Regions from separate parts of the Homo sapiens genome. Here region 1 is linked to region 2. The links are chromatin contacts, found by Hi-C or POLR2A ChIA-PET in ENCODE. All regions are on one chromosome and are shown on one strand. The core of a region is the stretch at or near the end of the contact, and the rest is flanking DNA. Distances in the headings are between cores, read along the strand shown. Region 1 overlaps LINC02889 (long intergenic non-protein coding RNA 2889). Region 2 overlaps LOC107986772 (a long non-coding RNA gene).

Evidence for each region. A loop is a pair of places that touch in the nucleus more often than their neighbours do. ChIA-PET counts read pairs that join two places held with the same protein, here RNA polymerase II (POLR2A). Pooled maps may share reads with other maps.
Region 1: a pooled map shows a loop between it and region 2 (3-fold over the local background). The contact joins two enhancer-like sites. A Hi-C loop is called at or near these places in 1 of 37 single-sample maps with no recorded cell type and 3 of 50 pooled maps. POLR2A ChIA-PET finds 5 or more read pairs at or near these places in 1 of 52 experiments (GM12878).

The regions. Positions count from the first base shown.
Region 1 is chr7:17,531,805-17,536,412 of GRCh38, forward strand. All of the region lies in intron 1 of LINC02889 (long intergenic non-protein coding RNA 2889), which reads right to left. Among named protein-coding and RNA genes, the nearest start is that of LINC02889, 25 kb to the right of the region's middle. Within about 2 kb of position 1,312, at least 5 of the 41 ENCODE cell types and tissues checked have a DNase peak (open chromatin) inside an H3K27ac peak, as active enhancers do.
Region 2 is chr7:17,183,379-17,188,062 of GRCh38, forward strand. The region is part of intron 1 of LOC107986772 (a long non-coding RNA gene); the gene reads left to right. All of the region lies in intron 6 of LOC101927609 (a long non-coding RNA gene), which reads right to left. Among named protein-coding and RNA genes, the nearest start is that of AHR, 110 kb to the right of the region's middle. RefSeq lists an enhancer at 2,544-2,613. Within about 2 kb of position 2,478, at least 2 of the 41 ENCODE cell types and tissues checked have a DNase peak (open chromatin) inside an H3K27ac peak, as active enhancers do.

The sequences.
Region 1 (4,608 bases), core at 62-2,561, 350 kb after region 2:
GGGTTCACCAGAAAGTGCAACTCCTGCAGCAAGGAAATGACCAGGAAACCCACGATAGTGCCCTATTAAAGAAAGAGCCTGCCATGACAGAGAGCCCATGACAGCCAAGTAAGCTCTACAAACAGTACCAGCTAAGTACATGAGACTCTTTTTGCCTTCTAGGTCTTAATAGGTCTTAATCCTCTGTCCCATCTAGCCCTGGAAGATCCAGAGGCACATCACCACCATGACATCTTTCATGTCAGAAGGATATGGAACAAGAAAGAGAGGAGAGACTCACCACACCTCTTGCCCAACCTTCTAGGTCAGGCCCAAAAGAAAGGGAAAAGCTTTAAACTTGATATCACAAGTTTAGTTTAGACCAGACTGCGCTTTTAATACCTGAAAAAAATGAAACTGAAAGTGACCATAAAATATCATGAGGAAAAAGGAAGGAATATCTAACAGAGAGGTTTGCAAAAGTGGTAGGAGAAAAATGAAGCTATTTTCTAATTTTATACTGCGGAGTCTAGCCCATTAGGTTGTTGATCCAGTTGGGATTTTACTTTCTAATATCTTTTTAGTGAACAAAGCAGGTAATATTAGGCATTGCTCAAGTGAAAAATATATTGCGGGGGGGAGGATTTTTTTGTCCATGTTCAAAATTCAGGAAAATATCATAAAGGGTATATCTATATTAAAGTCTATTTACCTTGCTTATTTATAGTTGCAAATTTACATAAACCCCATTTAAAATTTTCTTCCACATCATGTAGAATTTTGCCTCTGTTCAATGAGGACGGCAAACTGCAGGGACGTCTTCTATGGACTCTTATTTTGCCCCCTTCAACCTGACTTTTGATCCTCCAACTTCTCCTTGCTCAGAAGCGAGGTTTTCAATGTTTGACCCAGTAAAATTTAGTATCAGTAGTCTGAAGCATCTGCTTCTGTGAAGGCTAATTTATCTTTGCTGAAGACCTCATGAGTTTCTTATCCCTGACCCTCATGAGGAAGTTCCCATGGTCAGAACGCACTACTGTGTCTCCAAATGGCTTTCCTAGGAGACTGTCTTGCTTGCTGATTTACACTGATCAGACATGAGGATTCTGAAACTTCACAAATATTTATCAAAAGGATTTACAGATGCTTAGTTTTTATAGCTGCTTGTTGATGCAACTGCCACATCAGCTGCCTAAAAAATAAAATGGGTTACTCATCAGACAGGGACATAAATGATGAAACACAAAAGGCCCACTAATAAATTATACAACCTCCTGTGGACCATGGCACAATGAAGGCAAGGATCCAAGAAAAGGTTTCTTGAATTGTTTTTTGTCCCTGGCAGGGTGAATTAGGTTGTTCAGGTAAGAGTCATGAATACAAGAATAGGGAGGGAGTGCTTTCAAGAACTGATTTATTGATAGGAAGGACCAGGAAGTGGTGATATTTGTTGCACAAATATCTCCTTCCTTGTTCTTTGCCATACACAAGGACTGACCACACTCCTGAGTCACCCAATAGCTACTGCTTTCTTGTTCGCCTGTCTCCCATCTTTCCAGCTTCTTCCACTATGACTCAGGCAACCCTCCAGATTCAAAGACACAGTGGATGGGGTAGAGCGATTTTTGTGTGTCCTTTTCTCTCTCCTGCATCCCTCTGAGCACATCATTGCCTTACATATCACCACCACAAGACAGGAAAGCCAGGGCCCATCCAGTGCCCACTGAAGGTGGCTGAATATACCTGGAGCACAATTCTGGCCTGGCTGGAAGGTGAAGAGTTAACAACAGGAATAAGCAAATCTGTCCATTCCTGAGCATGTCCTTCTCCCATCCTCCCACTCTGTCCTTTACTCCATCCCAACGGTCTTCTTAAAAGGCACCTCTAGGGAAAAATCACTACCAACATCTCTAAACCAACTAAACTCATCAAGAGGGTCATCCTCACACATATTACTGTCTAAGCAACTATCGTGCCTTGGGTAACATGAGCTTAAAGGGAGCTGCAATACAGCATCTTAGGGGTATAATCATTAAAAGAAAAAAATATGTTGTATTACTTCATTTTCTGTTGCTTAGCATATGAAAAACTGGGTAATTTATACAGAAAATGAATTTATTTCTTAGTTATTCCTTACCTGAAAAATCCAAGGTCAAGGGGCCATATCTGGTGAGAACCTTCTTGCTGGTGGGCATTTTCTGAGGAATCCCAAGGCCACACAGGGCATCGCATGGTGAGGGGGCCGAGTGTGCTATCTCAGGGCTCTTTTTCTCTTGTGAAGCCACCAGTTCCATTCCCATGATAACCCATTAAAACCCACTACCCATTAATCCACTAATCCATTCAGGAGGGCCAAGACCTCATGATCCAATTACCTCCCAAAGACCTCATCTCTCAGTTGGAGGTGAGGTAATCACCACTATATTGGAGATTAAATTTCAGCATGAGTTTTGGAAGGGAAACTATTCAAACCATAAAAGGTGTTTATTGGAAAAAGCAGAATTATTAAATCAAAAATAAAATTTGAGAGTAAGCATATAAAATGTTCTCATACAGCAGATACTAGAAACAAAAACAAGAGGAAAATCATTAAGAAAAACAGGTGACGATGTTATTATGAAAAACCAAAGATTGAACAAAATAATAGATTGCCTATCATGTTACATACAGCTGAAGAACTGGAAGATTAAGTAGAAGAAGCTCGCCTTGTCAAAGGTGGCTACAGTGTATTCCCCAAAGTATTGCTTAATCCATCTGAAATAATTTTCTTTTCATTGCAATCCAATGCAATCTCTTCTTTCCAGGAAATCACTTATTTATTCTTGTTATTCAAATCACAGTCAAACTACCTTCACCTCCAATTCACATTATTGAACTGGAAATATAATATACCAGGACCTAGCATCCGCATTCAGACAGAATATTACCTCACAGATTTTAGATTTTGGGTAGGTTGATGGTGGGTGCCTGACTACATTTGTGTAAATAGTGTCAATCCTGGTGATTGTCTCTAATCCAAGATGGTTTTGTCTCCAAAGCTAGCAACATTTTCATTTCTAGGAATTGAAATCACCACTGGTCAACACTCTATCTTTCCCACAAGCCACCCCCCGCCCACACACCTCAGAAAATGGCAGACACATTGCTAAATGAATAAAATATAAGTCCCTTTTCATCTGATACTGTTATATAGAATGAGATTTGACATGTTTAAGGAAACATCTTTGCTAGTGTTAAAGGCTCATTCCTCAAAAATGAAACACAATGGACAGTTTTAAGAGTTTGAAATATTCATTTTTTAAAATATCAGGCACATAAATCAATTTGAACATGTTTGAATTTATATACTCTTTTGGTTTGGAGGGAAATAATTTGTACCAGGACTATGTCCAAGTCCTACATATAGCCTCAATACTGGTTTGAAATGCCTTAACAGGCAGGGTCTCACAACCTCAGCCCCACCACCCAGGTACTGCAGGTGTTGTCACGAGTAGCTGTTGGAATTACAAAAATATTTTTCCGGAAACTACAGAATGTCAAGTTATGCCTTTGAAATTGTGGCATCAGATACAATACATAGCAGGAATTCTCAAATAAAAAATGTCGTATTCATTTCATTCACAGAAGTTTATTAAACACTTCCATGGGCCAGGCACATTTTATATAGGAAACATGCCCATAGTCATTAAAATAATTTATTTGGAAGAAAGATTTTAAAGGAGGAAAATCTCATACTTCAGTTGTTTTAAAATCACAAATATGACAGCACTGGCTTTCAATGCAGTTAATTTTAGTCCCTAATTCACAGATAATGATGGCACCTTAAACATGGAAATGTTTTTCTCCAGAAGAAACTCTGAAATGGACTGGAAAAGTACTGAAATACGTATCTTGTGTAAGCAATTAATAGGAAATGTTGCAAATCAGGATCAGATTTGTGCTGTCCTTTTGCTTTTTACAGTAAAATATAATTTATAATCCATGTATAAAATGCTGCTTTTGCTATGCATGGACAAGTGGATAGAAGAAACTACTCAGTCATGTGATGCTTCTACCAATAAGGCTTTTACAATATGTACATTCTATATCTCAATGATTGATACAATTTTGGAAAGAGAAGAGAGAAAATAAGGATTTAATTAGTCTGTGGGTTGAGTAACATCCAAGGATTAATACCTCTGCTTGAAGAAAGGGATAATTTTCTGATGACATCATTCATTACAACATGCAGGGTATAAAGAGAGGACACTTCAGTCATTAGCCATGCCCTATGAAATGCAGAGACAACTGCTTGCCTCATTTGCTCATCATCAAGTTTTGGCCTTTAAAGATGTTCAAAACTGACTACTTAAGGCATTTAAAATTAAACACTTAGCCTCGACCCCCCTCAGTTGGCTTAAAATCTTAAACTTCTTCTATCTGGCAACTAAAAATATTAAATAAGAAATGTGGCTGGGCATGGTGGCTCAATCCTGTAATCTCAGCACCTTGGGAGGCTGAGGTGGGCAGATCACGAGGTCAAGAGATTGAAACCATCCTGGCCAATGTGGTAAAACCCCATCTCTACTAAAAATATAAAAATAATTAGCTGGGCATGGTGGCACACACCGGTAGTCCCAGCTACTCGGG
Region 2 (4,684 bases), core at 1,228-3,727:
AAGGTCAGGAGTTCAAGACTAGCCCGGCCAATATGGTGAAACCCCGTCTCTACAAAAAATGTACAAAAAAACAAAAAACAACTAGTTGGACATGGTGACATGTGCCTGTAGTCCCAGCTACTAGGAAGGCTGAGGCAGGAGAAGCGCTTGAACCCAGGAGGTAGAGGTTGCAGTGAGCCAAGATTGAGCCACTACACTCCAGCCTGGGCAATAGAGGGATACTCCGTCTAAAAAAAAAAAAAAAAAAAAAAAAATGAAGTATGTACTTTTGCTGAAAAAAAAAATGCAGTCAGAGTCCAATTTGGGGATATGCTAAAAGCACATAATTGGGGAAGCTTGTGCTAGTGCTCATGAAGTATAATTCTTTTGAGAAATGACACAGTGCCTCTTAAAAACTATCGAGCTCTTACCAAAAAAATGCTCAATAAATCACAAACAGAATGCATGTGACAAACTAAATGAATACAAGCAGTTCCAAAGATGTATGATTCAGAAGGTTGACCCAGTTGCTAATGGTCTGATTAGCTGGAACAATTTCTATCTAGAGTGTGCCAGAAACAATCTGAAAGTGATCAGAATAGGCATTTAAAGTCAAAACCAAAGCGTTTGCCATACATTCAAAAACTACTTTCTGACTTGTATAAATTAATTTCACTGTCTCCTGATAGGTTTTGGCTCACCATGTCAAATTCTGGCAACTTAGGGTTATTATCTATTTTATTTGCCTCTAGAGAGAAAAGCTCTCACCCAGATACAGACATCTGTTTGCTCTTAGCACTATTGTTTCTTTCTGGGCTTGCCAACTTTGTCACTTTAAATGTGGCATTTAAAATATTCTTTCAATATGACAGCCTAAGTATAGCTTGTGATAAAAAGCAATCCTCTAAGCAAAGTTGGGCAAAAACAATTTTTGAGAACAAGAAAGCAGGTCAATATGAAATGAATATGTTATACTCAGAAATGGGATCTGTGAGTTCTTGTAGTCTCATTTAACAAATGTCTTTTTGATAGGCTTAATTATAAATCAATAAAAGTGTTAAAGAGGAAATCCCTGATGCTTAAAAAAATTATTTGTTGATTTAATGTAATTTGTCGTTAAAATAATTGCCTCTAAAGATAGTATATCAAGCACACTAATGAATTAAAAATGAACTTAGCAGTTAAACAAATTTTCATGTAAAACATTAAATCTATTTTGAAAATTCACACATTGCTAGATTCAATTTAAAAATTAACCTCAAGCCAGTTTAGAGATGTATGTACTGTAATTTATGTATTATAAAAGTTATAATGTATATTTGCAACAATTCATTTGGGACTATAAATAACCATAATGGCACCAAGAAAAAAGGTGACATCTGAAATTTATTTATCTAAATGATACAGATTTCTAACAATGTAAGATCATTTAGGTTGTCTCCAAAGACAGAAGTAATACGCAACTATATTGGATTGGATGTGCTAAAGACAGCTGAGAACTAAATATCTGCCATTAAGTCCCCAGAGCTCATATCAGAAATGGCATGTTGTCCTCATAGAGATGTGGACTCAACGGTTTGGTAAATATTTTTATGTACATGTAGACTCAGAGGGGACATTTGGCAGTCATGCTGGCAGCTTATTTTCAAATAGTCCAAAGAGTAAAGGAATGTTTATTTTGAAATTACTTTTCGGTTTAAGTACTTTAAAGCCTAGTGTTACCCAATCAGAAGTATGTGTGTGTGTTGAATTTAAAGCAATACATTAAACCTTCTTTTCTTTCTAGAGTAACAGAACTAACAAACATTAAAGGTGTCTTTTGCTGCCACTTTAAGGCTGTTTAATTAAAATTAGAAAGACAATTAATGGGGAAATAAACCAGCATTCACAGAGAGAGTGCAGGCCTGCCAAAGTGAAAAGGTTTTATTTAATAAGGAAATAGGGAAACACCTAAAATCGGTTGTTTATTTCCATTGTTCCTGGAAAAGAATTAAGATTTGGGATTCCAAATACCATCAGAAATGACTGCCTTTGGGGTATTGTTGCATAAGGAAAAGGCTTAAATATCTAAAAATTAAATCCCATTGTCAGATGCATAACAATAAACAATGAGAAGGTTAAAAATGACTATGCTTTTTCAAAGAGCTGAATCTCTGCCATGGCCAATAAATTAGATTACTCATTTCTAAACTACAATTATCTAATGTTGCAGGAACTGACATTTACTTATAAAAGGAATACTTAGTAATGATGACAAAGTAATGATGCTCTCTGGACTAGATTATTGTATGATTTTTATGCTTCCTGATAATAGATATATGATTGTTTTATCATTACTATGTATTTTTGGAGTTCTTTAGTACTTTCATTTAAAAAAAAACTTTCAAGTTCCAACAAAATAAAAAATAGGTCATGGCTTTCTCCGTGCTTTCTTCAGTTTCCAAGAGTGTATGTCTAACATGTGATTTGGTCGGACTGGCCTCCTGTGGACTATCTTTGACTGACTCATATGGTTCATTCCACTTCCCCTTCTTAAGGGTAAGGTTCATATCTTTAAGCAATTAGAAAAAAAAAGCCTACCCTGTTGAAAATAAAACTTACGTTTGAGGTAACACATTAAGACTACACTGCAGTAGATTATAGCCACTTATTCAATCAAAAGCATACAGTATGGCTTTTAACTCCTACTCTGTTTTGAGGCGGGGAGGTGAAGCAACCAGGATATATTAAATAACTATACCAGAGAGAAGAAAATGCTGCAAAAATGAGAGAATAAGACAGAAGGCAAACTTTCTAAACTTCTCAGCTTCGCTGTGAATTGGCTTTGCTTGGATTGTAACTGGGAGGAAAACTGAAAAGGTTAATGGTAGTAGGTTTCTTCCTTGAAGCTGACAAGATTTACACTTTTTAAGAAAAGGATTTATACTTTTAAAGAAAAGCAAAATCTATAAAAAGGGGCCTCATTTCTCAGATGTGGTCTTTGAGATTATCCCTCTACACTTGGCCTGTCTCTATCTTTGTCTCCTAATTTTCTAAACGCAGAAGTCATCCCTATTAAGCCCTCACATGTCTGCTCAGCCCTGGCCTGCATGTCCTGTCTCAGGGTGACAGGTTACTAAGGGCTAGAGAAAATATTGGGAGTATATCCAGTAGTTCAGACACACAGCCTTACAAGCATTCTTTTTGTGGGTTCAGCCCTGGCCCTGTTGACCCTCAAGTGTCCAGCCCTGGATCCTGGTTTTGAGTCCCAGCTCTGTCACAGATTCTTAGCACTGTCCTGGCCCCACCACTTACACGGCTCTGCAGCAGTACCCTGAAAACTGCTGGCTTTTCTCTCTGACACTAGTGCCTTCTCATTTAGACTTGCTTTTATCTCATGTTCCAATCATGACTGGCTTGATAATATGAAACTTACAGATCCTCAGATCATCTCCTTATCCTGGCTCTGCTTTCTGGACACTTGGCTCCATGGTTCCCTCTACTTGGCTTCTCCTTTGTCCATCCATTTTTCAACTTCCACCAGCTTCAGGGGTCTGCCCAGATTCCCGACCTCTATCCCCATCCTGATATCTCCTGGCCAGGACATGTGGGACCACACTGCCATCACCTGGGACCTTTACACCTTGTTTTATCCAAGTAAAATAGAAGTAAATAGGTTTTTTGTTACTGTTGTTGTTGTTGATTATTAAAGTTTCATATTTTATTGACATACTAAGATTGGCTTTAAGTCATTAAATCATAAATCTTTAACAAAGATGATAGAAAATTCAAGTTATAATGATACATCAGGATCAAACGGAATTTGCCCCAAATGGTTCATACATGTTTAATATGTTTTTCACTTAGCTCTAAGCCATCAGTTTCAGTCATGTTTTCTGGTAGGAGAAAAGGAATCAGCTTTATTACATGACAGGCTCACAGAGTCATCAAATAAGTCATCTGATTGGCTCTTACTAGATATATACTGTAAGGTCTGATTAGGAGCACCCTGCCTGCCATCAAGTGGGTGGGGGAGAAGGAAACTGAGCTGACCACTGCATATGTCTCAATAATTTCTTGCTCTTTAGCAAAACTCTATGAGCTTCAGGGGGGTTATGAGGGGGGTGTTCTTAATAATTTCTAGAAGTTAATCCATGATACTAAAGGAATTTGTCAATTATTTTTTGTCAGAAAAAAATTATGGTCTCAAATGGCTCATATATCCCTCTAAAAAATCAGATTGTAGAATGTAGAACCATCTAAATATAAGCATATTAATTCACCCCAATGCTGAGGTGAGTAAAGCTGGAGATTTTCACATCTTCACAGCAAGAGAGCAATTAGTCAAAATTACAATGAATCAAAACTTGGAAAATTTTCCTATCAATTTCCTCATGAAACTGAATGTCTAATAAACCTTTTCTAAAAAACCAGGATAGCATATTTCTATGCTTTTTAAAAAATTGTTGAACATGAATATCAACAAATAGGTTGTAGTAAAATTACTTTAGTTATAAAACTACATTATATTGTGATTTCATTTTTATTCAGCTAAGTTAATACTGATCAATTCTCTAAACTACATTTATTAACAAAGGCTAGAATACAAAATATTAAGTCAAAAATAACATTGATTTGTAGTCCAGCTGATTTGTGTCTGAAGAACACATTTCAAAGTTTGGTCATTTAAAAAGCAGTTCTCTTTAGTACTACTCCTTCATATTTA